Regions from separate parts of the Homo sapiens genome. Here region 2 is linked to region 1. The links are chromatin loops, found by intact Hi-C in ENCODE. Cell type or tissue: OCI-LY7. All regions are shown on one strand. Each heading gives the region's core, and the rest is flanking DNA. Links, peaks and the distances in the headings are about the cores only. Region 1 holds the start of LOC124904677 (a long non-coding RNA gene). Region 2 overlaps LOC105372335 (a long non-coding RNA gene).

The links. Hi-C counts contacts between places; a loop is a spot of excess contacts. Peaks named below come from ENCODE experiments on the same cell type or tissue, not always from the same donor. Only the 100,000 strongest peaks of a DNase experiment are listed, where the experiment ranks them.
Region 2: a loop joins it to region 1, with 10 times the contacts of the local background. A loop is called at or near these places in 1 of 110 quality-filtered maps.

Annotation. Positions count from the first base shown.
Region 1 is chr19:23,814,808-23,830,113 of GRCh38, reverse strand. RPSA2 (ribosomal protein SA 2) reads right to left here. Exons shown (of 4, transcript NM_001355283.3): 4 at 1,246-3,044. The coding sequence starts at 2,952. The coding sequence ends at 2,065. It overlaps LOC124904677 (a long non-coding RNA gene), which reads left to right and starts at 6,050. Exons shown (of 2, transcript XR_007067209.1): 1 at 6,050-6,374; 2 at 10,669-12,517. In OCI-LY7, for the core only: CTCF peaks have their summits at 5,807 and 6,010 (motif pointing right); a DNase peak (open chromatin) is centred at 5,933; H3K4me3 peaks cover 754 bases; H3K27ac peaks cover 2,376 bases.
Region 2 is chr19:23,427,215-23,442,520 of GRCh38, reverse strand. It overlaps LOC105372335 (a long non-coding RNA gene), which reads right to left. Exons shown (of 3, transcript XR_007067208.1): 3 at 4,305-4,577. Among named protein-coding and RNA genes, the nearest start is that of LINC01224, 19 kb to the right of the region's middle. In OCI-LY7, for the core only: CTCF peaks have their summits at 5,367 (motif pointing left) and 5,965 (motif pointing right); DNase peaks (open chromatin) are centred at 5,380 and 5,980.

The sequences.
Region 1 (15,306 bases), core at 4,413-8,412:
AATACCTATTAAGTGAGAATTATACCATCAGTGAATCTATCCTGCCAAATAAAAAAAAAAAACCTTCCAAAGTAATGAAATTCTAAAAAAGTATATTGGAACTGCATATGCCCTACATATAAAAGGTGCTAACAACAGTTCCTTTTACTGAAAATAACATGATTCAAAAAGCTACACATAATTATATAAAAATACATTATTTTCTAGAAAAAATATGCAAATTCACTTTGTAGAATTTATTAGCATTATCCTAGTGACGCAGAAAACATTTTTAATTATTCTCTGAAATTTGAACAATAAAAGAATAGAAATCATTATAAACATCAGTTAATGAACATACAACATAAGATATAATTAGCAACATCAATGACAAATTTGAGGGAAGATGTAATAAAGAAGAATTTTTGTATGCAACCTGTTTTTCTACCAGATTAAAATGTATTGTTGTATCTTTTAGACATTATATGTAGTCCCCAAGGTACCACAAAAATATTTGTATAAATACACAAAAGAGGTTGGGCATGGTGGCTTATGCCTGTAATTCCAGCACTTTGGGAGGCCGAGGCGGGTGGATCACCTGAAGTCAGGAGTTCAAGACTAGCCTGACCAACATGGAGAAACCTCATATCTACTAAAAATACAAAATTAGCCAGGCATGGTGGCACCTGCCTGTAATCTCAGCTACTCAGGAGGTTGAGGCAGGTAAATTGCTTGAACCCAGGAGGCGGAGATTGCGGTGAGCCAAGATCAATGCCATTGCACTCCAGCATGGACAACAAGAGTAAAACTCAGTCTCAAACAAATAAATAAATAAATAAGCGAAAGCATATCAATGCAAACATCAAAAAGACACAAAGATGGAAAGAGAATAAGACACAAAGATGCAATAATCAAATAAAATGCATAATAAAATAACAGTAAGTCTAATAATTAAAAAAGACTGTAAGTGGCAGGATGGAAGTAGACATTCCATGCAAACATTAATCAAATAAGAGCAGAAAGAGTCAAAATAATATCACACAAGCTACATCTTAAGTCAGAAAGTATAATATTTTATAAAATGTGCTTGAAATTGAAACTCCAAAGAAACAAAGAAGGACATCAAAAAATAATAGATTCATTCACAGGGAATCTATGACAAATTTGTGTGTGTGTGTGTGTGTGTGTGTGTGTGTGTCTCACATTAGGGTTCCAAGTATATAAAGCAAATATTGACAGAATGGAAGAAACACACAGAAAGCAATATAATTAGAACAATATATTTTAATACCACACTTTTTGTAATAAAACTAAAACAAGAAAGAATGTTAATAAAAGAACAGACTACTTAAAGGCAGTATAAAACAATTATTCCAAACAGAGTTATGGAGAACACTCCTCAACAACATCAGAATACACACCCTTCTCAATAGCTCATACAACATTTCCCTTGAAAGACCACATCTTAGGACAAAAAGGAAGTCTTATCAAATTTTTTAAAAGTAAATTTCTATGAACTACATTCTATGACCAAAATGGAATGAGAATATACAACGATAAAAGCAAAAAAAAAAAACTGAAAAATTTACAAATATATAGAAACTAAACAACACACTCTTGAGTGTGCTCTTACACAAAGGTTGAAATACTTAATATTGCAGAGTCCATCCTGCTCAATGCAATCTACAGATTTAATGCAATATTTTTCAAATTTCTCATTGCATTTTTGAAGAAATAGAAACACCAACCTCAAAAGTATACAGAGACTCAAAAGAAAAACAAACTACCCAACAATATTAAAAAAAAAAAAAGAAAGAAAGAATGCTGCAGGCATTAAAGTGCCTGATTCAAAACACATTACAAAGCTACCAAATTAAACAATTTGATATGAGTATAAAGGTGAAAAAGTAGACTAATAAAATAGAATGCAGCACATATATAAACTTTCACATATATGGTCATATAAGTAGTCATTTATAGACTCATAATTATTGCAGCATTTTTTTTTTTTTTTTTTTTAGAAACTGATGTTTATTTTCCATCAACCATTTTTCCATGCTGCTTAAGAGCCTATGCAAGAACAGCTTAAGACCAGTCAGTGGTTGCTCCTACCCATTCAGTGGCCTGAGCAGTGGGAGCTGCAGACCAGTCTTCCGTGGCAGGCTGAGCGCTCCAGTCTTCAGTAGGGAATTGCTGAATAGGCACAGAGGGCACCTGTACACCTTCAGACCAGTCTGCAACCTCAGGCTGAGTAGCAGTGAACTCAGGAGAGGGAGCAGTCCATTCACCCTGAAATTCCTCCTTGGTCACTGCCTTCTCAGCAGCAGCCTGCTCTTCTTTTTCAATCTCTTCAGGATCTCTGTAGAAGTACAGATCAGGCATGACCTCCCATGGGTGTTCACGGGAAATGGTGCCACGCATGCGCAGAACTTCCCGAGCCAGCATCCACCACATCAAACCCACTGAGTGAGCTCCCTTGTTGTTGCATGGGATGGCAATGTCCACATAGCGCAGAGGAGAATCTGTGTTACACAGCGCAATGGTAGGTAGGTTAACATAAGATGCCTCCGTGAGAGGCTGGTGGTCAGCCCTGGGGTCAGTAACCACAAGAAGCCGTGGCTCCCAGAAGGCTGCCTGGATCTGGTTAGTGAAGGTTCCAGGAGTGAAGCGGCCAGCAATTGGAGTGGCTCCAGTGGCAGCAGCAAACTTCAGCACAGCCCTCTGGCCAGTATTCCTGGAGGATATAACACTGACATCAGCAGGGTTTTCAATGGCAACAATAGCACGAGCTGCCAGCAGAAGCTTCTCCCAGGTCCTCTTGAGATTTATGATATAGATGCCATCACTTTTCCTTTTATAGATGTAGTGTTCCATCTGGAAGTCAAGATTGGTGCCACCTAAGTGGGTTCCTGCTGCAAGGAACTTAAGGACATCCTCCTCCTTCATTTGCAGGACATCAAGGGCTCCGGACATTGTGAAAGTTTCCCTTTAAGTTACGACGGGAATCCAGAACAACGCCGTATGGACCCCTCTGCAGGTAGCGCGGAAAAGCTGCAGCATTGTTACTGTAAGCAAATAGGTAAAAGCAATGCAAATATCTTTCAATAAATCATTCAGTAGATATAATTTGAAATATAAAAATTCTTCCCAGGCACGGTGGTTCACACCTGTAATCCCAGCACTTTGGGAGGCCAAGGCAGGCAGATCACAAGGTAAGGAGTTCGAGATCAACCAGACCAACAATGGTGAACCCTGTCCTTACTGAAAAAAAAAATACAAAAATTAGCCAAACGTGTTGGCACGTGCCTGTAATCCCAGCTACTCGGGAGGCTGAGGCAAAAGAATTGCTTGAACCCAGGAGGCAGAGGTTGCAGTGAGCCAAGATCGCCCCACTGCACTCCAGCCTAGGTGACAGGGCAAGACTGTCTCAAAAAATATATATATATATTCTGGAATATACTCAGTATTCAAAAGCAGGAAATATTCTACCAACTATAAATATAAATCTTGATGGCATTATGCAAAATGAAATGAGCCAATCACAAAAAGACACAGATTTTATGACATACATGAAGTAGTTATACTGTTAAAAACAAAAAACAGAGTGGTGTTTGCAAAACGCTATAAAACAGAAAAAATTGTGGCCAGGCATGGTGGCCCATACCTGTAATCCCAGCACTTTGAAAGGCTGAGGCAGATAGATTACCTAAGGTCAGGAGTTTGAAACCACGCTGGCCAACATGGTGAAACTGCATCTTTACTAAAAATGCAAAAATTAGCCAGGCATGGTGATGGGCACCTGTAATTCCAGCTATTCAGGAGGCTGAGGCGTGAGAATTGCTTGAACCCGGGAGGTGGAAGTTGCAGTGAGGTGAATCATGCCACAGCACTCCAGCCTGAGTAGCAGAGTAAGACTCCAGCTCAAAAAAAAAAAGAAAAAAGAAAAAAAGAAAAAATTAAAAATTAGTACTTGTTGTTTAATATGTGTTAAGATTTAGCTTTGCAAGATAAAAACATTCTAGCAATATGTTGCATGACAATGTCAAGATAATTGATATGACTAAATATTTAAAAATATTTTGTGGTAAATTTTGTTTTTTTTTGACAAGAAATAAACAATAATAACTAAAAGAGATACAGAGTTATGATAGTTTTAAATTATATTCAAATCCAAAAGTGTTTCTCCCACACAGAAATCATATAGATTTACAAATAAATAGGTTGTTGAAATTATAAAAATTTTATGGGCTGAGCATGGTGGCTCACACCTGTAATCTCAGTACATTGGGAAGCTGAGGCGGGCAGATCACCTGAGGTTGGGAGTTCAAGACCAGCCTGACCAACATGGAGAAACCCTGTCTCTACTAAAAATACAAAAATATTAGCCAGGCATGTTGGCACATGCCTGTAATCTCAGCTACATAGGAGGCTGAGGCACTAGAATCATTTCAACCCAGGAGGCAGAAGTTGCAGTGAGCTGAGATCGCGCCATTACACTCCAGCCTGGGCAAGAAGAGCAAGAGTCCATCTCAAAAAAAAAGAGTATTTTATGATGACTCATCTACGCAGAATTAGAAAACCATTCACAACAAACCTACACAACAAATATACAAGTTAGAAAAAAAATACAAGGATAACATTTATTTTTGTATACAGGAAAACAAACACAGAGATAATTCTATTGGAAAAAGACGTATAGCTCATTCATATTTGACTTTCTTCCACACTGCCTTAAATTATAAGATGTTAAAAATTAGCATGCATAATTATAATAAATACTAAAAAATCAAAACACAATTAATGAATGTGTGGTGGCATACCCTAAAATATATAACACAAAAATCTATAATTGCAAAACAAAGTTAAAACATGGAATGTAAAACTTATTAGATACCTTGGGAGGCCAAGGCAGGCAGATCATGAGGTCAGGAGATCAAGCCCATCCTGGCTAACATGGTGAAACCCAGTCTCTACAAAAATATAAAAAAATAGCTGGGCGTGGTGGCGGGCACCTGTACTCCCAGCTACTCAGGATGCTGAGGCAAGAGAATGGCATGAACCCAGGAGACAGAGTTTGCCATGAGCTGAGATTGTGCCACTGCACTCCAGCCTGGGAAACAGAGCGAGACTCCATCTCAAAAAAAACAAAAACAAAAACAAAAACAAAACAAAACAAACAACTTATTAGATAACCATCAACTAGATTTAGGAAATCTTAGAAGAAGAAAATGAAGAAAAAAAATACAGAGGTTATTTGAAGATAAAAAAGGGTGAAAACTTCCCAAATTTTGATGTAATAAAAAAAAATTTCTAACCAATAATACTTGATTTAAATTTACTTCCCTTTAAAAAGAAGATGAAAATAAAGAATTTCCAAAATAAAAGGTGAAGATGTTCATCACCACTAGCACAGTTCTACAAAAAAAGGTACATGGTGACCAGGCACCATGGCTCATGCCTGTAATCTTAGTTTTAGGAGGTCAAGGCTGTCAGAACACTAGAGACTAAGAGTTTAAGAGCATTCTGAGACTCTGCAAAAAAAAAAAAAAAAAAAGAAATGCTATAATGAGTCAATTTTGCTTAAAAATAAAATAATAATGAACACCATCATAAAACTGAAGTAGAGGATGTAGAGAAAACTAGTCCTTAGCCCCTCTTCTCCCAAAGAGCAAGGATGTGAAAAACAAGTTTTCCTCCTCTCCCAGCTTCCCTGTCTCTTTAGTAATTTTTCCTTAGTGAAACTCAAGGTTACTTCACAACAACTCCAGTTTCTCTGTTCTGGGCAACATGACAAGGTCACAAGACGAGCTTGAGTAAGACGTATACCAGCTGCAAGGCCTGCTTTAGTTTGTTAACTTCCTGTTTTCCTCCCAATGCAGCTGCAAGGTCAGCTTTAGTTTGTTAACTTCCTGTTTTCCTCCCAATGCAGCTGCAAGGTCAGCATAACCTGTCACTGTTTAATTAACTGCCTTTGTTCTGCTTCTGTGAGCCTGCTTGCTTGCACCAGGAGCCTTGTGCCACTAGATGGCCACCATGCACATATAAAAGACAAGCCCTGTACTTGTCCAGGGCTCAGCTTTTTGTGTGTGAATCCACTGAGCCAGTGTGCACCTTAATAAAATCCTCTAGTTTCACCCACTGGCCTCTCCTGCCTCCTGTTTTCTGCAACACTTTGGTGAGCCAGCCAGGAGATGGAGATGACAGGTTTGCTGTCTACTTTGCCTTTAGGTGTGAGACCCCAAGCCAGGAGAGACCCATGACCTCAGGTGCCATCAGGAGAACTTAAACCTGAAGAAGGGATCAGCTATCCCACAACCCAGTGCCCCTCCCAGACAGCACAACAGAATCTAAGGGGCTACAGGATGATTCCAGGAACAGTGCACTACAGGACCACGGTAAGGTTTTGGGGCCCAAGGCAGGAACCGTCCCATAAGGATGGAAGGGGAGCCTGATCACCTTCCAAGGTGTAACTAGTAGACTGACACAGGATGCAAGAATGGTTTGCAAACTCAGGGAAACTTACACCCCAAGTGACTAGGGCATAAGAGTGGCTCGCGAAGTCAGTTAGGAGAGAAAACTGGGAGTAGGACGGTGTGTGACTGTGTGTGAAAGAGATGGTTTTGGGAGGAACCAATGCAGACAGTGACATGTGGGGGCTACAGCTCTCTTAGTATAGACTGTGCGCTCTGAGAGAATTGTGGGACCAACCGGGACTAGTGGCAATCCACATACGGCTTATGGAGGTGCCCCACAATTTAGTAATTGTGAGGGGATTAACAAACTCCAAAGCTAAGCAGTGTCTGAAAACTCCTGCAAGGGGGATGGTTTAATTGGTCTGAATCAAAAGGAAGAATGAATGTGTTGTGCTGTATTGGGGAGGAAATGGGAGGGAAGTCACCAAAACCCACCCGATTAGCATGTATGTTAAGGAACTTTAAGAAAGGTTATTCGGGGACTATGGAATTAAGTTGACCCCCAGAGGCTGAGAACTCTCTGTGAAATACAATGGCCCTCTTTTGATGTTAGATGGCCAGCTGAAGGAAATGTAGATAAGGAAACAATTGGCTATGTATTTAAGGTGGTAACTGGGGTCAGAGGACAGTCAGGGCACCTAGACCAGTTCCCTTGTATTGACTCATGGTTAAATATAGTACAGACTCCACCTGCATGGTTGCAGACTTGCCTGGCAGCTTTTTGCTCAAGCTGAGCCTAAGCCACCAAAAAAAAATCAGCTTTGCTGGAAGCTACAGAGACAAAGGGAAAGCCACAGGAAAGACAGGAGAAACCAGTTTTGGAGGAACCACCGGAGGAGATAGAAACCCCTCCTCCCTATGCACCAATCTACCCACCTTTACCAAGGCTGGCCACTGAGCAGCCCAACTCAGATGGTATCATGCCCCAGGCTACACCCTAAAGGGGCAAATCTGAGCCCCTGTCCCAGGAGGTGAAGAAGGAAGTCAAGATGATCAAGCAGGCCACCTTCAATTTACCCACACCAGAGCTTTGCAGATGCCCCTCCAGAAAACACAGGGACCTATTTATTATGATGAACAGGGCCAGGTCCAAGGGGGGCAACAGACTTTTATTTACCAGCCTTTTTCTACCACTAATCTCCTAAACTGGAAACATCATACCCCCTCCTACACGGAGAACCCCCAGGACCTCATAGATCTAATGCAGTCTATCTTCCTAATGCACAATCCAACCTGGCCAGATTGCAGGAATCTCCTCCTAACGCTGTTTAACACGAAGGAGTGTCAAAGGATAGCCCAGGCAGCTCTCTGCTGGCTAGAAGCCAGTGTGCCTGAAGGCACCCTTAATGTCCAGGCATATGCTCAGGGCCAATTCCCAGAAACAGATCCCAACTGGGACCCAAATGACGCAACCCAGCTTCAGCGCCTGCAAAGGTACTAAGAAGCACAGCTGCAATGATTGAGGGAAGGTGGAAAAAAGGCAATCAATATAAGGAAGGTCTCTGAAGTACTCCAGCGAATTGATGGGAGCCCTAGCCAGTTTTATGAGAGACTCTGTGAGGCATTTTAGTTTTACACTCCATTTGACCCTGAGGCTGCTGAAAATCAGTGCATGGTGAATGCAGCATTTGTAAGGCAAGCCCAGGGTGACATCAGAGAGAAGCTGCAAAAGCTAGAGGGTTTTGCAGGCATGAATGCCACCCAGCTTATAGAAGTGGCCACCGAGGTGTACATTAACTGTGACCAAGAGGCAAAAAAGGAAACAGAGCAGAGGCTTAGGAAAAAGGCCAACCTGTTAGCGGCAGCCCTCACAAAAAGGAAAATTAACATTGTAAAGGGACGCGAATGTTCACATGGGTGTGGGCATGGAAGAGGCCAAGTTGAACAGCGAGCCAAGAGATGGCTGAGGCTAAGGGGAGGTCAATGTGTGCAGTGCAAAAAGAAGGGACACTAGAAAAATGAATGTCCAGAGGACAATGAAGAGAATGGCAAAGGCTATGAAACAAAGAGGCCCCCAGCCAAGGGCTGCCACACCCTGAGGGAGCCAGATGCCGACCTGATCGGGCTGGCAGAGAATTAAGAATATGAGGACTAGGACCAACCGGGTTCCTTCTCCCTAGGCCCCCAGGAGCCCATGGTCACATTAGAAGTGGGGGAGGCAGGGAAGAAGTCCCTCCTCTGGGAGGCAGACCAGGAAAAGGCATTTAAACAAATCAAAGAAGCCTTAACTAGGGCTCCAGCCTTAGGACTGCCAGGTCTAACTAAGCCTTTCTTTCTATAGGCCCATGAGTGAAAGGGAATGGCTATAGGAGTCCTAACTCAGGTCACGGGATCATGGCATCGCCTGGTGGCATACTTATCCAGGCAGTTGGACTCCATGGCGCTGGGATGGCCCCCATGCTTCAAAGCATTAGCTGCCACAGCCCTACTGGCATGGGAAGCTGACAAACTAACTCTAGGACAGCAACTAACCACCTGAGTATCGCACTGAGTTATAACATTAATCGATCAGAGAGGGCACCATTGGTTATCAAATCCAATAATGAGTTGGTATCAAGGGCTTCTATGTAAAAATCCTCACGTAACTCTAGAGACTGTGAACACTCTAAACCCAGCTATTTTGCTCCCAATTCAATCAGAACCAGGAGGCCCTCTTCATTGCTGTATAGACACAGTTGATGAGGTATTCTCAAGCTGGAGAGATCTTACAGACCAACCCCTCAGGGACCCAGATATCGAGTACTTTACAGATAGAAGCAGTTTTGTACTGGAAGGAGTCCAATGGGCCGGGTATGCAGTAGTAACATTGCACTTGGTGGTGGAAGCTCAGTCTCTGCCCACAGAAACTTCAGCCCAAAAAGCAGAGCTGATAGCTCTAACAAGAGCCCTTTTGCTAGCAAAGGACAAAAAGATCAATATTTATACTGATTCCAAATATGCTTTTGCCACATTGCTATATATAAGGAGGAGTTTTAACTGCCAGGGGCAAAGAAATAAATACAAAGAAGAAATTATACAGCTCTTAGATGCTGTATGAGCCCCAGAGAAGGTAGCTGTTATGCACTATAAAGGACACCAGAAGTCAGGGACACAGGAGGCCAAGGGAAATGGAAAAGCAGACAGAGAAGCAAGACAGACAGCATTGACTGCTCCACACTCTAGAAAAGAAGCCCTGACCATGCCTCTCCTCCCGCAATCTCCCCTCCAGGAGACCCGGAGTTACTCTCTAAGTGACAGGGCCTGGTTTGCCCAAGAATCTGGAGAACATATTGAAGGAGGATGGTGGAAATTATCTAATGTGAGACTAGCCATCCCTGAAATGGTGGCCTCCAAATTTGTGAGGCAATTCCACCAAGGAACTCACATGGGAAAAACGGCACTAGAGACGCTATTAGGACACCACTTCTATGTGCCACGGCTCACTGCCATCACATGAGCCATTTGTGAACAATGCCTAACTTGTGCCCAGAACAACCTAATACAGGGGCCCACCAGGACCCTGGGAATGCAGGAAATAGGGGCCACACCTTGTGAAAATCTGCTTATGGGTTGCCCCAAGCAGGGGGATATTGAAACATGTTAGTACTTGTCTGCACCTTTTCAGGATGGGTCAAGGCTTTCCCCATCAGGACTGAGAAAGCACGAGAAGTAACTAAAGTACTGTTAAGAGACATTATCCCTGGATTTCGACTGCCCCTGACTCTAGCGTCAGACAATGGACCAGCATTCATAGCCAAGATAGTTCAAGAACTAACACAGTTATTGAAAATAAAGTGGAAGTTACACATAGCCTACTGGCCACAGAGCTCAGAAAAAGTGGAACACATGAACCAGACACTCAAACAGCTACTAAAAAAATTTTGCCAAGAAACTCATCTAAGGTGGGATCAGGTCCTGCCCATGGTCCTCCTCCAAGTGAGGTACACCCCCACCAAACAAACTGGGTATTCACCTATGAGATCTTGTTCGGCCAATTTAAAGGTGATCTCTGTGAACTAGAGGAATTAGCCTTAAGGAGAGAGATGCAGGCTTTAAGAATAGCCATGCAAAAAATTCATGGCTGGGTATGGGAAAGAATGCCCATAAGCCTCACAGACCCAATTTATCCCTTTAGACCCGGGGACTCTGTTTAGTTTAAAAAATGGAATCCAACAACACTGGGACCCATATGGGATGGGCCCCATATTGTAATCTTGTCTACTCACTGCTGCTAAAGTTGCAGGAATCGTGCCTTGGATTCACCACAGTTGGCTGAAACTGGTAGCCCAAGACAAGTGGACCAGCCAGAAGGACCCAGGCCATCCAACCCAGCTGATCCTATGATGGGACCGAGGTGCCAATGAAGACTACAACAGCCCTGCTCTGGTCACTTCAGAAGCTGACCAGTCTACACACGGTGGAAGCTTGAGGAAACAACAGCCCTGTTCTAGTCACCCCAGAAGCTGACTCGTCTATGTACGGCCAAAGCTCGAGGCATCATCAGGAAAGTAAAAGTGGTTAGAAATCTTACGTCTGGAAACTTTCCTTGTAATATTAATTGTTTTACTATTGTCCTGTTGCTTTGCTCAACCTCCTCCTCTAGGAAAGGACCTCTTCTCTCCATGCTAGGTATAAACATGTTATTCATTACTTTTGCTATTCCCTTTAACCACGTTAAAGGGAGAATCCTTAGAAGGATGCCCCCACTGCACTGACAATACGTAGACAGGAAGCACCATGACTAGAACCCTGTTCTACCACTTATTATAGGTATGCAGGGACCCATTGAGGAACTTGTACACACAACCAGATAACCTACTCAATCTGCAACCCAGGAAGTGGCCAGCCTTATATATGTTATGACCCAAAGTCCTTACCTAGAACCTAGTTGGAGGTTCATGTCAGGTCAAAAGAAATAAAAGGGGAATAACCATAAAGAATTAAAGATAATGAATGGCCACCTGAAAGAATAATGCAATACTATGGCCCAGCCACATGGGCAGATGGATCATGGAGATACCGCACCCCTATTTACATGCTAAATCACATCATATGGTTGCAGGCAGTACTGGAGATCATTACGAATGATACTGCAAGAGCCTTAAATTTGCTGGCTCGGAAATCTACAGAAATGAGAAATGCCGTTTATCAAAATAGACTGGCTTTAGACTACCTCCTAGCCCAAGAGGGAGGAGTATGTAGAAAGTTCAGCCTAACTAATTGCTGTCTAAAAATCGATGACAACGGAAAGGTCGTCAAACAAAAAGCTGCAAGAATCCAAAAATTAGCCCATATTCCAGTCAAGACTTAGAAAGGATGGTCTCCAGATTCCCTCTTCAGGGGTTAGTTCTCATCCCTTGCAGAATTTAAAACCTTAGTAAGAATAGTTCTAGCCATATTAGGAGTCTGCCTCATACTCCCTTGTCTCTTACCCCTCCTTGTCAAAAACATCTAAATGGCCACAGAGGCTCTTGTAACCAGGCAAACTACTACACAACTAATGACCCTAACTAAATATCAGCCTTTGCCAAATGAAGAAAACTTGCCTTTTCATGAAAAATTAAGTCATAGTGATGCTATTAAACGTCATTTATAAAAAGCGTCAAAGGGGGAAATGAAGTAGAGGATGTAAAGAAAACTAGTCCTTATCCCCTCTCCTCCCATAGAGCAATGATGGGAAAAACAATTTTTCCTCCTCTCCTAGCTTCCTCCTCCCCTTAGTAATCCTTCCTTAGTGAAACTCAAGGTTACTTCACAACAACTCCAGTTTCTCTGTTCTGGATAACATGACAAGGTTACAAGACGAGCTTGAGTAAGACATGTACCAGCTGCAAGGCCTGCTTTAGTTTGATAAATTCATGTTTCCCTTCCAGTGAAGCTGCAAGGTCAGCATAACCTGTCACTGTTTGATTAACTGCCTCTGTTCTGCTTCTGTGAGCCTGCTTACTTGCACCACGAGCTTTGCGCCACTAGATGGCCCATGCATGTATAAAAGACAAGCCCTGTCTTAGTCCAAGGCTCAGCTTTTTGGATGCGAATCCATTGTGCCAGGGTGCACCTTAATAAAATCCTCCAGTTTCACCTACTGGGTGTCTCCTGCCTCCTATTTTCTCTAACAAAACCACATATAAAATAAAAGTCTATATTAAATGTAAATATACAAATATAGAAGTCTTTACTATCATAATAATGATGCATAAAACCCTTAAAGCTCCTCTGTAAAATATTTAAAACAGAATACAATCTGCATAAATATGTTAATAAATACACAAAATAATTTATATTTATTTATTTTATTTTGAGATGGAGTATCGCACTTGTTGCCCAGGCTGGAGTGCAATGGCACAATCTTGGCTCACTGCAACCTCTCCCTCCCGGGTTCAGGCAATTCTCCTGCCTCAGCCTCCCGAGTAGCTGGGATTACAGGCATGCACCACCATGCCTGGCTAATTTTGTATTATTTAGTAGAGACAGGGTTTCTCCATGTTGGTCAGGCTGGTTTCAAACTCCTGACCTCAGGTTATCCGCCCACCTCGGCCTCCCAAAGTGTTGGGATTACAGGCGTGAGCCACTGCACCCAGTCTAAAAATTTTTAATGTTAATAACAAACTGAAAAACATAGAGGTATAATTTTATATTCAATTGAAGTTGTCATTAAAGTATATTGTTTGAATTTTAAGATATTTAATGTAAACTCCATTTTTTAAAATAATATGGTTTGGCTGTGTCCCAACCCAAGTCTCATCTTTAATTCCCACATGTTGTGGGAGGGATGTGGTGGAAGGTAATTGAATCATGGGGGCAGGTCTCTTCTGTACTAGTCTCATGATAGTGAATAAGTCTCATGAAATCTGATGGCTTTATAAGGCAGAGTTTTTCTGCACAAGCTCTCTGTCTGCCACCATGTGAGACATGCCTTTCACCTTCCACCATGATTGTGAGGTCTCTTCAATCACATGAAACTGTAAGTCCAATAAACTTCTTTCTTCTGTAATTTGCCCAGGGTAAGGTACGTTTTTATCAGCAGCATGAAAACACATGAATAGACAACATGATTATAAAGATAATAATTAAAGAAACTGTGCAAAACAAAATTAGAAAAATAATTGAAGCACATCACTACACAATTAAAATAAAATTTAAGGCAATAAAACAGTGAATAAGAAAAAACGTACCACTCAGGAACACATAAAACAGTTACAATAAAACCAGTAACTTCATTTTTAAGAAGCAGTTTTAAATATAAATTAAATTACTTAATAAAAAGAAATGTAATCTCAGGACTTTGGGAGGTTAAGGCGGGCTGATCACTGGATCTCAGAAGATTGAGAACAGCCTTGACAGTGTGGCAAAACTCTGTCTCAACCAAAAATACACAAAAAACTGGCTAGGCGTGATGCTACACACTTGTAACCCAGCTACCTAAGAGGCTGAAATGAGAGAATCTTCTGAGTTTGTAAGTTGAGGCTGCAGTGAGCCATGATCACAACACTGCAAACTAGCCTGGTTGACAGAGTGAGACCCTATCTCAAAAATAAATGAATAAACAAGTAAATAAATGAAATTATAAAAAGAAAAAATAAAATGCTTTACTAGCTTAAGAAAAAAGCAAACAGTATGTTGCCTACAAGGGAATCATTTCAGCACTAAGTCAAATAGGCTGAAAACCACAGAGCGAAAAAAAAAACAACTACATTTTATGAAAATAGTAACTACAATTGTGTATTAGATATGTTTTAAGTCAAGTGCTAACATGAGACAAACACTGATATTACATACTCATAAAATAGGTTGATTTACCACAAATCTATAATGATTATATCCATCTACCTATCTGTATGTATATGTATATATAACATAAGGTCTCCAAAATATATAAAGCAAATATTGACAAAAGTAAAGCAAGAAATACATAGAATATAATTGTAGACATCAATACCCCATTTTTAATAATAAATAGAAAATTCAGATTAAAAAATCAACAAGAAAACAAAGCCTAGACGACATTGCAGACCGTATTAATCATTTTGCATATAGAGGAATACCTGAGTGGATAATTTATAAAGAAATAAAGATTATATGGCTCACAATCCAGCAGACTGTACAAAAAGTGTGTGCCAGCATCTGCTTCTGGTGAGTGTCTCAGCAAGCTTACAATCATGGTTGAAGGCGAAGAGTAACTGTACATGTCACATAATAACAGACAGAGCAAGTATGAGGTGAAGGAGCCAGGTTCTTCTAATAAACCTGCTTACATTTGAATTAATGGAGTGTAAACATTTTGATTACCAGCTATTTATGAAGACTTTGCTCCCATGACCCAAACACCTCCCACCAGGTCTCACATCCAACATTAAGGATTACACTGCAGAATAAGGTTTGGAGAACATGAACATCAAAACCATGTTACAGACCAACTAGGTTTAACACATGAGTACAAAACTTTCCAGTCAAAAGCAAGAGAATATACAATATTCTTATTTGCATCTGGTGTATTCTGTTAGGACACATACTAAGTTTTATTAAATTTAAGAATGCCAGCTGGGTGGTGTAGCTCACGCCTATAATCCCAACACTTAGAGATCAAGGTAGGAGGATCACTTGGAGTTAAAAGTTTGAGGCCAGCCTGGGCAACATAGTGAGACTCTATCCCTACAAATAATCAAAGAATTATTCAGACATGGTACTTTATGTTTGTAGTCCCAACTACATGAGACACTGAGGAGGAAAGATCACTTGAACCTGGTAGGTTGAGGCTGCAGTGAGGCAAAATCATGGCAGTACACTCCAGCCTGGTTGACAGAGTAAGATCCTGTCTCCAAACAAAAACAACAAACACAACAACAACAACAAATATATTTAAGAAGACCAAAAT
Region 2 (15,306 bases), core at 3,914-7,913, 390 kb after region 1:
ATATTTGTTGTCTAAGATTCCCCAGGTCTTCCTGGATATTAATGCACCATTACATGTGCATTTTGTTTAATTTTGGTTCAGAGAAAGCAGATGGTACCTCCAGATGTGGCCCCTAAACAATCCCTGCAGCTCAACTCTACTGAACCCACAGAGCCCACTCCGTGTCCTCAATCTAGGTCTGGAGTGAAGCTTTGCCCAAGACAATCTATACAGAGCCTTTTCACAAGTGCCATTTCATGAAATGACAGTTAAATAAAGATGGGAGGAGACTGAGGTAAGGTCCTGGGTGAGTGCAAGCCAATGTGTCAGGTAGGAGACTGCAGAATCAAAGGTTAGTCAGTGCTAAACACAGCACTGCATTAAGAAGATAATCAACCAAGAATGACTATCACCTGGGTTGATATTGCCATTCTTCATGTCTCTTTCTTTTCTCTCTTTCTCCAGACTTCTTTCTTAGATAAGATCAGTCCTGAGAAGTCACTTCACAATGTATAATATGACATTTAGAACTTCAAATATGCCTTTTTTTTGGTGCCACAATCCAGTAATTAGGAAGAAACTCACATGTTGAAAAAAGGTTCTATGCTGACCAGTAGAAGAAAAAAAAAACTCACACTGAAAACTCTTATATGAAGTCTGGGCATTGTGGCTCAGCACTTTGGGAGGCAGAAGAGGGTGAATCACCTGAGCTCACTTTGGGAGGCAGAAGAGGGTGAATCACCTGGGGAACATGGTGAGACACCGTCTCTACAAAAATATAAAAATTAGCTGGGCACGGTGGCATTCGCCTGTAGTTCCAGCTACTTGGGAGGCTGAGGCAGGATAATTGCTTGAGCCCCAGAGGCAGAGGTTGCAGTGTGCCAAGATTGCACTATTGTACTCCTGCCTGGGTGACAGAGTGAGACTTTGTCTTAAAAAAAAAAAATTACATGGAGACAAACAAATGATCTATTTCTACTCTTTTCCCCAAATTACTATCTAATGTTAGTGAAGCCCACACATTAGGTAACAGCCAGGGGTATGTGGCTGGACTCATCCTCCCTTTCAAATCACAAAACCCTCAGTTTCTGCTAGTCCCTGCTGAGCATAGGGTCACCAGGGGAGAATGAACACAGCTTTTCATTTCTTGTGGTCCTGCATTTCCCAGCCTTCCTTCCATTTCTGAGCCCTAACCCGCAAACTATTCTTTTATGCTCCATCCTGCATGCTGAAGTTGACCTTTTGGTTTATTTTTTTGTCACACTCGAGCCTGAGTGTGACAAACAGGGAGAGAAAGAGAGAGAGAGAAAAAATGAGAGTAAGGGGAGAAGGTCTTAATTGTAATATTAATTATCTTTTACCTTTGTTCACTCATTTATTTATTGGTCTTTCATACTGTTTGCTATTTTTTGTTATTGTTATATATTCACTGTTGGTGTTTAAATTTATTTTGAGACAGATGTTGGTCGCAAGTGTTGGACTTAGCCAACAGCTTGCATTGTCTAAAGTCGACCAGGTGGCTCTTGCCGGCGGTAGTACCACACAGGTCCAGCAGAGGGATGCAATCGTGATTCACTGTGGCCTCCATCTCCCCGGTCTTGCCCAGGTGGTCTACCCATCTTGGCCTTCCGAGTAGTACGTGGGAGTACTCGCATTTTCTTCTTCTGTTTGTTCTCTAACCCCACTTTCAGATTGTTTCCATAGTACTTAGAGTGATTTGTTGTTGTTTCTCTTCTTTGTTCTTTTCTCTATTTTCCTTAGCTCCTTCCTGGACATTGAAATTGAAGTTTTAGATTTTATTTTTTGTCACACTCCAGCCTCGGTGTGACAAATGGAAAAAAGAGAGAGAGAGAGAGAAAAAAGAGAGAGGAAAGGAGAAGATCTCAATTGTGATATTAATTACCTTATACCATTGTTCACTCCCACTTTATTGGTCTGTAATATTGGTTGTTATTCTTTGTTATTGTTAAATATTTACTGTTGGGTTTTTTTGTTTATTTATTTTGAGACTGATATCGGCCTCGAGCCTCGGACTTAGCTTCCAGCTTACCATCTTTAAGGCTGACCAGATGACTCTCGCTTTGCCATATCTAAGGTCGACTGGATGGCTGTCGCTGGAGGTAGTACCATTCAGGTCCAGCAGAGGGATGCGATTGTGAATCTCTGCGTCCTTGATCTCCCTGGTTCCACCCAGGTGATCTTCCCATCTCAGCCTACCAGTACCTGGGACTACTCGGACCTTCTTCCTCTGTTTTTTTCCTAAACACACTTCCAGTTTGTTTCCACAATACTTAAGAGTGACTTGTTGTTGTTTATCTTCTTTGTTCTTTTTTCTTTCTATTCTCCTATGCTCCTTCCTGTACGCTGAAGCTGACCTTTTGGTTTGTTTTTTTTGGTCACACTCCAGACTGGGTGTGACAAAGAGACAGAGAGTGTGTGTGTGTGTGTGTGTGTGTGTGTGAAAATAAATGTTAATTTTGACACTAATTACCTTTTACCTTTGTTCACTCCCATTTATTTATTTATTGGTCTTTAATTTTTTTTGTTGTTATGTATTTACTGTAGGTTTTTAAATTTATTTTGAGACAGATGTCAGTCGCAAGCGTTGGACTTAGCCTCCAGCTTTCCATGTCTAAGGTTGACCAGATGGCTCTCGCCTTGCCATGTCTAAGATCGTCCATATGATTTTCACCAGTGGCAGTACCGTTCAGGTCCAGCAGGAGGATACAATGGTGATTCACTCTGGCCTTCACTTCCCCGGTCTTGCCCAGGTGGTCAACCCATCTCGGCCCCTTGAATACCTGGGACTACTCGGACCTTCTTCCTCTGTTTTTTCCAACCCCATTTTCAGTTTCTTTCCACAGTACATAGAGTGATTTGCTGTTGTTTTTCTTCTTTGTTCTTTTCTCTCAGTATTTTCCTACACTCCTTCCTGCACACTGAGGTTGACTTTTAGATTTTTTTATCACACTGTAGCCTGGGTGTGACATACAGGGAGAAAGAGAAAAGAGATCTTAATTGTGATATTAATTACCTTTTATTATTGTTCACTTCCACTTATTTATTGGTCAATAATATTGTATGTTACTATTTCTTTATTGTTAAATATTTACTGTTGTTTTTTGTGTATTTATTTTTTGACAGATCTCAGCCACAAGCATTGGACTTAGCTGCCAGCTTGCCATGTCTAAGGTCAACTAGGTATCTCTTGCCTTGCTATGTATAAGGTCGAGCAGATGGCTCTCGCTGGTGACAGTACAGTTTATGTGCAGCAGAGGGATGCGATCGTGATTCACTGTGACCTCAATGTTCCCAGTCTCACCTGGGTGATCTATCCATCTTGGCCTCCCGTGTACCTGAAACAACCTTCTTCCTCTGTTTTTTATCTAACCCTACTGATAGTTTGTTTCCAAAGTACTTACAGTGACCTGCTGTTGTTTTTCTTCTTTGCTCTTTTCTGTGTTTTCCTATGCTCCTTCCTCCTCAGTGAAGTTGACCTTTTAAATATTTTTTTATCACACTCTAGCCTGGGTGTGACAAAGGGGAGAGACACACACACAGAGGAGAGAGAGAGAAAGATCTTAATTGTGATATTAATTACCTTTGTTAACTCTCATTTATTTATTGGTGTTTAATATTGTTATCATTTCTTTGTTATTGTTAAATATTTACTTTTTTTGTTTATTTATTTTGAGAGACATTGGCAGTGAGCATTGGATTTAGCTGCCAGCTTGCCATGTCTAAGGTTGACCAGATGGTTCTCACCCTGACATGTATTAGGTCAACCAGATGGCTCTTCCCTTACCATGTCGAAGATTCACCACATGGCTCTCACTGGTAGCAGTACTGTTCAGTTCCAGCAGAAGGATGTGATCGTGATTCACTGCAGCCTCAATCTCCCTGGTCACACCTGCGTGTTCTTCTCATCTCAGCCTCCCAAGTACCCGGGACTACTCAGAACTTCTTTTTCTGTTTTTGTTTGTTTGTTTGTTTTTTTCTCAACCCACTTTCAGTTTATTTCCACAGTACTTATAGTGACTTGCTATTGTTTTTCTTCTTTGTTCTTTTCTCTATTTTCCTACACTTCTTCCTGTAAGCTGAAGTTAACCTATTTTCTTTTCTTTCTTTCTTTTTTTTTTTTTGTCACACTCCAGCCTGGGTGTCACAAATGGAGAGAAAGAGAGAGGAGAAAATCTTCATTGTGATATTTATTGTACTCTACCTTTTTCACTCCTCCTTATTTATTTTCTTTAATATTGTTTGTTATTATTTCTTTGTTATTGTTAAATATTTACTGTTGGGTTTTTTGTTTATTTATTTTGAGACAGCTGTTGGCTGTAAGCATTGGACTTAGCCACCAGATTGCTATGTCTATGGTCGACCAGATGGCTCTTGCCTTGCCATGTCTAAGGTCCTCCAGATGGCTCACGTTTTGCTGTCTAAGGTTAACCATATGGCTCTTGTCAGCAGCAGTCCCATTCAGCTCCAGCAGAGGGATGCAATCCTGATTCACTGCAGCCTTGATCTTTCCAGTCTTATCCAGGTAGTCACACAACAAAACGTCAACCTCGGCATGCAGGAAGGAGTGTAGGAAAATACTGGGAGAAAAGAACAAAGAAGAAAAACAACAGCAAATCACTCTATGTACTGTGGAAAGAAACTGAAAGTGAGGTTAGAAAAAAACAGGGGAAGAAGGTTCGAGTAGCCCCAGATATTCAAGAGGCAGAGATGGGTAGACCACCTGGGCAAGACCAGGGAGGTCAAGGGCCACAGTGAATCATGATCGTATCTTCCTGCTGGACCGGAACGGTACTGCCACTGGCAAGAGTCATATGGATGACCTTAGACATGGCAAGGCCAGAGCCATCTGGTCGACCTTGGACATGAAAAGCTGGCAGCTAAGTCCAATGCTTGCAACCGACATCTGTCTCAAAATATATTTAAAAACCTACAGTAAATATATAACGATAACAAAAAATAACAAACCATATTAAAGACCAATAAATAAATAAATGGGAGTGAACAAAGGTAAAAGGTAATTAGTACCACAATTAAGATTTATTTTCTCTCTCTCACACACACACACTCTCTCTCTCTGTCTCTTTGTCACACCCAGTCTAGAGTGTGACCAAAAAAAAAAAAAAAAAACAAAGATTAGCTTCAGCATACAGGAAGGAGCATAGGAGAATAGAGAGACAAAAGAACAAAGAAGATAAACAACAACAAGTCACTCTAAGTATTGTGGAAACAAACTGGAAGTGTGTTTAGGAAAAAAAAAAAAAAAACAGAGGAAGAAGGTCCGAGTAGTCCCAGGTACTCGGTAGGCTGAGATGGGAAGATCACCTGGGTGGGACCAGAGAGATGAGGCCACAGTGAATTACGATGGCATCCCTCTGCTGGACTTGAATGGTACTACCTCCAGCAAGAGCCATCCAGTCAACCTTAGACATGGCATAGCGAGAGTCATCTGGTCAGCCTTAAAGATGGTAAGCTGGAAGCTAAGTCCAAGCCTTGAGGCTGATATCAGTCTCAAAATAAATTTAAAAACCCAACAGTAAATATTTAACAATAATAAAGAAAGAATAACAAACAATATTACAGACTAACCCCACTTTCAATTTGTTCCACAGTACTTAGAGTGACTTGCTGTTGTTTTTCTTGTTTGTTCTTTTCTTTATTTTCCTATGGTCTTTCATGCACATTGCAGTTGAATTTTTAGGTTATTTTTCATTTGTCACACTTCAGCCTGGATGTGACAAAAGGAGAGAGACAGAGAGAGAAGATCTTAATTGTGATATTAATTACCTTTTTTTTCGCTCCCACTTATTTACTTTTGGTCCTTAATATTGTTTGTTATTTCTTTGTTATTGTTAATTTTTTTTTACTGTTGGTATTTTTGTTTATTAATTTTGAGACCGATGCCACCCATGACCCTTGGACTTAGCTGCCAGCTTGCCATGTCTAAGTTTCACTAGATGGCTCTCACCTGTGGCAGTACCGTTCAGGTCCAGCAGAGGGATGCAACTGTGATCCACTGCAGCCTTCATCTCCCCAGTCTCACCCGGGTGGTCTTCCCATCTTGGCCTCCTTGAGTACCTGGGACTACTGAGACCTTCTTCCTATTTTTTTTCTAACCCCACTTTCAGTTTTTTTCCAGAGTACTTAGAATGACTTGCTGTCCTTTTGCTTTTTTTTTTCTTTTCTCTCTCTCTTTTCCTACGTAGCTTTCTACACGCTTAAGTTTACCTTTTAGGGTGGGAGGAGCCAAGATGGCCGAATAGGAAGAGCTCCGGTCTACAGCTCCCAGCGTGAGCGACGCAGAAGACGGGTGATTTCTGCATTTCCATCTGAGGTACCAGGTTCATCTCACTAGGGAGTGCCAGACAGTGGGCACAGGACAGTGGGTGCAGTGCACCATGCGTGAGCCAAAGCAGGGCGAGGCATTGCCTCACTCAGGAAGCACAAGGGGTCAGGGAGTTCCCTTTCCTGGTCAAGGAAAAGGGTGACAGACGGCACCTGGAAAATCGAGTCACTCCCACCCTAATACTGCACTTTTCCAATGGGCTTAGGAAACGGCGCACCAGGAGATTATATCCCGCACCTGGCTCGGAGGGTCCTACGCCCATGGAGGCTCGCTGATTGCTAGCACAGCAGTCTGAGATCAAACTGCAAGGTGGCAGCGAGGCTGGGGGAGGGGCACCCACCATTGCCCAGGCTCGCTTAGGTAAACAAAGCAGCTGGGAAGCTCGAACTAGGTGGAGCCCACCACATCTCAAGGAGGTCTGCCTGCCTCTGTAGGCTTCACCTCTGGGGGCAGGGCACAGACAAACCAAAAGACAGCAGTAACCTCTGCAGACTTAAATATCCCTGTCTGACAGCTTTGAAGAGAGCAGTGGTTCTCCCAGCACACAGCTGGAGATCTGAGAATGGGCAGACTGCCTCCTCAAGTGGGTCCCTGACCCCTGACCCCCGAGCAGCCTAACTGGGAGGCACCCCCCACTAGGGGCAGACTGACACATCACACGGCCGGGTACTCCTCTGAGACAAAACTTCCAGAGGAATGATCAGACAGCAGCATTCGCGGTTCACAAAAATCCACAGTTCTGCAGACACCGCTGCTGATACCCAGGCAAACAGGGTCTGGAGTGGACCTCTAGCAAACTCCAACAGACCTGCAGCTGAGGGTCCTGTCTGTTAAAAGGAAAACTAACAAACAGAAAGGACATCCACACCAAAAACCCATCTGTACATCACCATCATCAAAGACCAAAAGTAGATAAAACCACAAAGATGGGGAAAAAACAGAGCAGAAAAACTGGAAACTCTAAAAAGCAGAGCACCTCTCCTCCTCCAAAGGAAGCAGTTCCTCACCAGCAATGGAACAAAGCTGGACAGAGAATGACTTTGACAAGTTGAGAGAAGAAGGCTTCAGACAATCAAACCACTCCGAGCTACAGGAGGAAATTCAAACCAAAGGCAAAGAAGTTGAAAACTTTGAAAAAAATTTAGACGAATGTATAACTAGAATAACCAATACAGAGAAGTGCTTAAAGGAGCTGATGGAGCTGAAAGCCAAGGCTCGAGAACTACGTGAAGAATGCAGAAGCCTCAGGAACCGATGCATTCAACTGGAAGAAAGGGTATCAGTGATGGAAGATGAAATGAATGAAATGAAGCAAGAAGGGAAGTTTAGAGAAAGAAGAATAAAAAGAAATGAACAAAGCCTCCAAGAAACATGGGACTATGTGAAAAGACCAAATCTGCATCTGATTGGTGTACCTAAAAGTGATGGGGAGAATGGAACCAAGTTGGAAGACACCCTGCAGGATATTATCCAGGAGAACTTCCCCAATCTAGCAAGGCAGGCCAACATTCAGATTCAGGAAATACAGAGGATGCCACAAAGATACTCCTTGAGAAGAGCAACTCTAAGACACATAACTGTCAGATTCACCAAAGTTGAAATGAAGGAAAAAATGTTAAGGGCAGCCAGAGAGAGAGGTCGGGTTACCCACAAAGGGAAGCCCACCAGACTAACAGCGGATCTCTCAGCAGAAACTCTACAACGCAGAAGAGAGTGGGGGCCAATATTCAACATTCTTAAAGAAAAGAATTTTCAACCCAGAATTTCATATCCAGCCAAACTAAGCTTCACAAGTGAAGGAGAAATAAAACACTTTACAGACAAGCAAATGCTGAGAGATTTTGTCACCACCAGGCCTGCCCTAAAAGAGCTCCTGAAGGAAGCACTAAACATGGAAAGGAACAACCAGTACCAGCCACTGCAAAATCATGCCAAAATGTAAAGACCATCAAGACTAGGAAGAAACTACATCAACTAACAAGCAAAATAAACAGCTAACATCATAATGACAGGATCAAATTCACACATAACAATATTAACTTTAAATGTAAATGGACTAAGTGCTCCAATTAAAAGACACAGACTGGCAAATTGGATAAAGAGTCAAGACTCATTAGTGTGCTGCATACAGGAGACCCATCTCACGTGCAGAGACACACATAGACTCAAAATAAAAGGATGGAGGAAGATCTACCAAGCAAATGGAAAACAAAAAAAGGCAGGGGTTGCAATCCTAGTCTCTGATAAGACAGACTTTAAACCAACAAAGATCAAAAGAGACAAAGAAGGCCATTACATAATGGTAAAGGGATCAATTCAACAAGAAGAGTGAACTATCCTAAATATATATGCACCCAATACAGGAGCACCCAGATTCATAAAGCAAGTCCTGAGTGACCTACAAAGAGACTTAGACTCCCACACATTAATAATGGGAGACTTTAACACCCCACTGTCAACATTAGACAGATCAATGAGACAGAAAGTTAACAAGGATACCCAGGAATTGAACTCAGCTCTGCACCAAGCAGACCTAATAGACATCCTCAGGACTCTCCACCCCAAATCAATAGAATATACATTTTTTTCAGCACCACACTACACCTATTCCAAAATTGACCACATAGTTGGAAGTAAAGCTCTCCTCAGCAAATGTAAAAGAACAGAAATTAAAACAAACTGTCTCTCAGACCACAGTGCAATCAAACTAGAACTCAGGATTAAGAAACTCACTCAAAACCACTCAAGTACATGGAAACTGAACAACCTGCTCCTGAATGACTACTGGGTACATAACGAAATGAAGGCAGAAATAAAGATGTTCTTTGAAACCAACGAGAACAAAGACACAACATACCAGAATCTCTGGGACACATTCAAAGCAGTGTGTAGAGGGAAATTTATAGCACTAAATGCCCACAAGAGAAAGCAGGAAAGATCCAAAATTGACACCCTAACATCACAATTAAAACAACTAAAGAAGCAAGAGCAAACACATTCAAAAGCTAGCAGAAGGCAAGAAATAACTAAAATCAGAGCAGAACTGAAGGAAATAGAGACACAGAAAACCCTTCAAAAAATTAATGAATCCAGGAGCTGGATTTTTGAAAGGATCAACAAAATTGATAGACCTCTAGCAAGACTAATAAAGAAAAAAAGAGAGAAGAATCAAATAGACGCAATAAAAAATGATAAAGGGGATATCACCACCGATCCCACAGAAATACAAACTACCATCAGAGAATACTACAAACACCTCTACGCAAATAAACTAGAAAATCTAGAAGAAATGGATAAATTCCTCGACACATACACTCTCCCAAGACTAAACCAGGAAGAAGCTGAATCTCTGAATAGACCAATAACAGGATCTCAAATTGTGGCAATAATCAATAGCTTACCAACCAAAAAGAGTCCAGGACCAGATGGATTCACAGCTGAATTCTACCACAGACACAAGGAGGAACTGGTACCATTCCTTCTGAAACTATTCCAATCAATAGAAAAAGAGGGAATCCTCCCTAACTCATTTTATGAGGCCAGCATCATCCTGATACCAAAGCCGGGCAGAGACACAACTAAAAAAGAGAATTTTAGACCAATATCCTTGATGAACACTGATGCAAAAATCCTCAATAAAATACTGGCAAACCCAATCCAGCAGCACATCAAAAAGCTTATCCACCATGATCAAGTGGGCTTCATCCCTGGGATGCAAGGCTGGTTCAATATATGCAAATCAATAAATGTAATCCAGCACATAAACAGAACCAAAGACAAAAACCACATGATTATCTCAATAGATGCAGAAAAGGCCTTTGACAAAATTCAACAACCCTTCATGCTAAAAACTCTCAATAAATTAGGTATTGATGGGACATATCTCAAAATAATAACAGCTATCTATGACAAACCCACAGCCAAAATCATACTGAATGGGCAAAAACTGGAAGCATTCCCTTTGAAAACTGGCACAAGACAGGGATACCCTCTCTCACCACTACTATTCAACATAGTGTTGGAAGTTCTGGCCAGGGCAATTAGGCAGGAGAAGGAAATAAAGGGTATTCAATTAGGAAAAGAGGAAGTCAAATTGTCCCTGTTTGCAGATGACATGATTCTATATCTAGAAAACCCCATTGTCTCAGCCCAAAATCTCCTTAAGCTGATAAGCAACTTCAGCAAAGTCTCAGGATACAAAATCAATGTACAAAAATCACAAGCATTCTTATACACCAATAACAGACAAACAGAGAGCCAAATCATGAGTGAACTCCCATTCACAATTGCTTCAAAGAGAATAAAATACTTAGGAATCCAACTTACAAGGGACGTGAAGGACCTCTTCAAGGAGAACTACAAACCACTGCTCAATGAAATAAAAGAGGATACAAAGAAATGGAAGAACATTCCATGCTCATGGGTAGGAAGAATCAATATTGTGAAAATGGCCATGCTGCCCAAGGTAATTTATAGATTCAATGCCATCCCCATCAAGCTACCAATGACTTTCTTCACAGAATTGGAAAAAACCACTTTAAAGTTCATATGGAACCAAAAAAGAGACCACATCACCAAGTCAATCCTAAGCCAAAAGAACAAAGCTGGAGGCATCACACTACCTGACTTCAAACTATACTACAAGGCTACAGTAACCAAAACAGCATGGTATTGGTACCAAAACAGAGATATAGATCAATGGAACAGAACAGAGCCCTCAGAAATAATGCCGCTTATCTACAACTATCTGATCTTTGACAAACCTGAGAAAAACAAGCAATGGGGAAAGGATTCCCTATTTAGTAAATGGTGCTGGGAAAACTGGCTAGCCATATGTAGAAAGCTGAAACTGGATCCCTTCCTTACACCTTATACAAAAATTAATTCAAGATGGATTAAAGACTTAAACGTTAGACCTAAAACCATAAAAGCCCTAGAAGAAAACCTAGGCATTACCATTCAGGACATAGGCATGGGCAAGGACTTCATGTCTAAAACACCGAAAGTAATGGCAACAAAAGCCAAAATTGACAAATGGGATCTAATTAAACTAAAGAGCTTCTGTACAGCAAAAGAAACTACCATCAGAGTGAACAGGCAACCTACAAAATGGGAGAAAATTTTCGCAACCTACTCATCTGACAAAGGGCTAATATCCAGAATCTACAATGAACTCAAACAAATTTACAAGAAAAAAACAACCCCATCAAAAAGTGGGCAAAGGATATGAACAGACACTTCTCAAAAGAAGACATTTATGCAGCCAAAAGACACATGAAAAAATGCTCATCATCACTGGCAATCAGAGAAATGCAAATCAAAACCACAATGAGATACCATCTCACACCAGTTAGAATGGCAATCATTAAAAAGTCAGGAAACAACAGGTGCTGGAGAGGATGTGGAGAAATAGGAACACTTTTACACTGTTGGTGGGACTGTAAACTAGTTCAACCATTGTGGAAGTCAGTGTGGCGATTCCTCAGGGATCTAGAACTAGAATTACCATTTGACCCAGCCATCCCATTACTGGGTATATACCCAAAGGATTATAAATCATGCTGCTATAAAGACACATGCATACATATATTTATTGCAGCACTATTCACAATAGCTAAGACTTGGAACCAACCCAAATGTCCAACAATGATAGACTGGATTAAGAAAATGTGGCACATATACACCATGGAATACTATGCAGCCATAAAAAATGATGAATTCATGTCCTTTGTAGGGACATGGATGAAATTGGAAATCATTATTCTCAGTAAACTATCACAAGGACAAAAAACCAAACACCGCATGTTCTCACTCATAGATGGGAATTGAATAATGAGAACACATGGACACAGGAAGGGGAACATCACACTCTGGGCACTGTTGTGGGGTGGCAGGAGGGGGAAAGGATAGCATTAGGAGATACACCTAATGCTAAATGACGAGTTAATGGGTGCAGCACACCAGCATGGCACATGTATACATATGTAACTAACCTGCACATTGTGCACAGGTACCCTAAAACTTAAAGTATAATAATAATAAAAATTTTTTAAAAAGTTTACCTTTTAGATTTTTTGGTCACACTCCAGCTGGGTGTGACAAATGAAGAGAGAGAAAGAGAGAAAAAGAGTGAAGAAGATCTTAATTGTAATATTAATTACTTTTTACCTTTGTTCACTTCCACTTATTTATTTACTGGTGTTTAATGTTTGTTGTTATTATTTCTTTGATATTGTTAAATATTTACTGTTGGTTTGTTTATATATTTTGTGATGGACATTGACCATGAGCGTTGGGCTTAGCTGCCAGCTTGCCATGTCTGAAGTCGACCAGATGGCCTCGCTGGTGGCCATACCGTTTCAGGTCCAGCAGAGGGATGTGATTATGATCCACCGTGGCCTCGATCTTGGTCTCACAAGGGTAGTCTTCCCATCTCAGCCTCTCAAGTACCTGGGACTACTAGGACCTACTTCCTCTGTTTTGGTTCTAACCCCACTTTCAGTTTCTTCCACAGTACTTAGAGTGACTTGCTGTTGTGTTAAATCTTTGTTCTTCTCACTCTATTTTTCTATGTTCCTTTCTGCATGCTGAAGTTGACCTCTTAGATTTTTTTTTGACACACTGCAGCATGAGTGTGACAATCAGAGAGAGAGAAAAATAAAGAAGATCTTAATTGTGATATTAATTACCTTTTACCCTTTTTCACTCTCATTTATTTATTGGTCTTTAAAATTATTTGTTATTATTTCTTTTTTTTTTTTAGACGGAGTCTCACTCTGTCACCCAGGCTGGAGGGCAGTGGCTCGATCTTGGCTCACTGCAAGCTCTGCCTCCCAGGTTCATGCCATTCTCCTGCCTTAGCCTCCCAAGTAGCTGGGACTACAGGTGCCCGCCACCATGCCCAGCTAATTTTTTGTATTTTTAGTAGAGACGGGGTTTCACCATGTTAGCCAGGATGGTCTGAATCTCCTGACCTCGTGATCCGCCCGTCTCGGCCTCCCAAAGTGCTGGGATTACAGGCATGAGCCACCACGCCCAGCCTATTATTTCTTAGTTATTGTTAAATATCTACTATTGGGTTTTTTTGTATATTTATTTTGTAACAGATGTTGGCTGCGAGCGTTGGATTAGTTGCCAGCTTGCCATGTCTAAGGTCAAACAGATGGCTCTCGCTGGTGATAAGGTTGACCAGATGGCTCTCACTGGCAGTAGTATTGTTCAGGCCCAGCAGAGGGATGCCATCATGATTCAATGCAGCAACGATCTTCCCGATGTCACCCGGAGGACTTCCCATCTCAGCCTCCCATTTACCTTGGACTACTCAGGCCATCTTCCTTCTTTTTTTTTTCTACTCCCACTTTCATTTTGTTTCCACGGTATTTAGAGGGGGTTGCTGTGGTCTTTCTTCTTTGTTCTTTGCTCCATTTCTTTTTTCTTTTTTGTTACCCTCCTTCCTGAACGCTGACGTGGATGTTTAAATTTGATTTTTGGTAGGTCTTCTCACTGTCACACCCTGGCTGGAGTGTAGGTGCTGGATCAGCAGTGAGCCGTTACCATGCCCCTGCCCTCCAGCATGTGTGTGAGAGTGTGACACATGGAGATCGATGGAGAGAGGGACAGAAAGACAGAGACACAAACAGACAGTGGCAGAGAGACAGAAACAGAGAGAGACAGGGAGGCAGACAACAATTAGTTGTTATATTAATTACATTTTACCTTTGTTCACTCCCACTTATTTATTTATTGGTCTTATCATTGTTTGTTATTTCTTTGTTATTGTTAAATATTTATGTGCCAGGCGAGGTGGTTCACACCTGTAATCCCAGCACTTTGGGAGGCCGAGGCGGGCAAACCAGCTGAGGTCGGGAGTTTCAGACTAGCTTGACCAACACGAAGAAACATCAACTCTACTAAAACTACAAAATTAGCCAGGCGTGGTGGCGCATGCCTGTAATCCCAGCTACTCCGGAGGCTGAGGCAGGACAATCACTTGAACCTGGGAGGCAGAGGTTGCGGTGAGCCAAGATCACGCCACTGTACTCCAGCCTGGGCAACAAGAGCGAAACTCCAGCTCAAAAAAAAAAAATATTGTTTGTTTATTTGTTTATACATTTTAGACAGATGTCAGCCACGAGTGTTGGACTTGGCCGCCAGCTTGCCATGTTTAAGGTTGACCATTTGGCTCTTGCTGGCAGTGGTACCATTGAGGTCCAGAAGAGAGATGTGATGACGATTCACTGCAGCCTGGATCTCCCCAGTCTCACCCGGGTGGTCTTCCCATCTTGGCCTCCCGAGTACCTGGGACTACTCAGACATTGTTCCTCTGTTTTATTTCTAACCCCACTTTCAGTTTGCTTCCACAGTACTTAGAGAGAGTTGCTATAGTTGTTCTTCTTTGTTCTTTGCTCTCATTCTCTCTCTCTCTCTTATTTTATTTTTTTTTACGCTCTTTCCTGTATGCTGAAGTTGATGTTTTATATATACACATATATTTTTTTAGCCAGGTCTTCTCAGTCTGTCACACCCTGGCTGGAGTGCAGGTACATGATCAGCAGTGAGCTGTGACCACACACGTTCACTCCAGCCTGGGTTTGACAGTGTGACACACGGAGATCAGGGAAGAGAGATTCAGAAAGACAGAGAGACAGAGACCCAGACTAAAACAGAAAGACAGAGAGAGGCAGAGAAATAGAGACAGAGAGAGATACAGTTAATTGTGATTTTAATTACCTTTTATTTTTGTTCACTCCCACTTATTTATTTATTGGTAATATTATTGTCCATTATCATTTCTTTCTTATTATTTACTGTCGGTTATTTATTAATTTTGAGGCAGATGTTGGCTGCGAGCATTGGACTTGGCTGCCAGCTTGCCACTTCTAAGGTCTACCAGATAGCTCTCACCAGTAGTAGTGTTCAGGTAAGGCAGAGGGATGCAATTGTGATTCACTGCGATATTAATC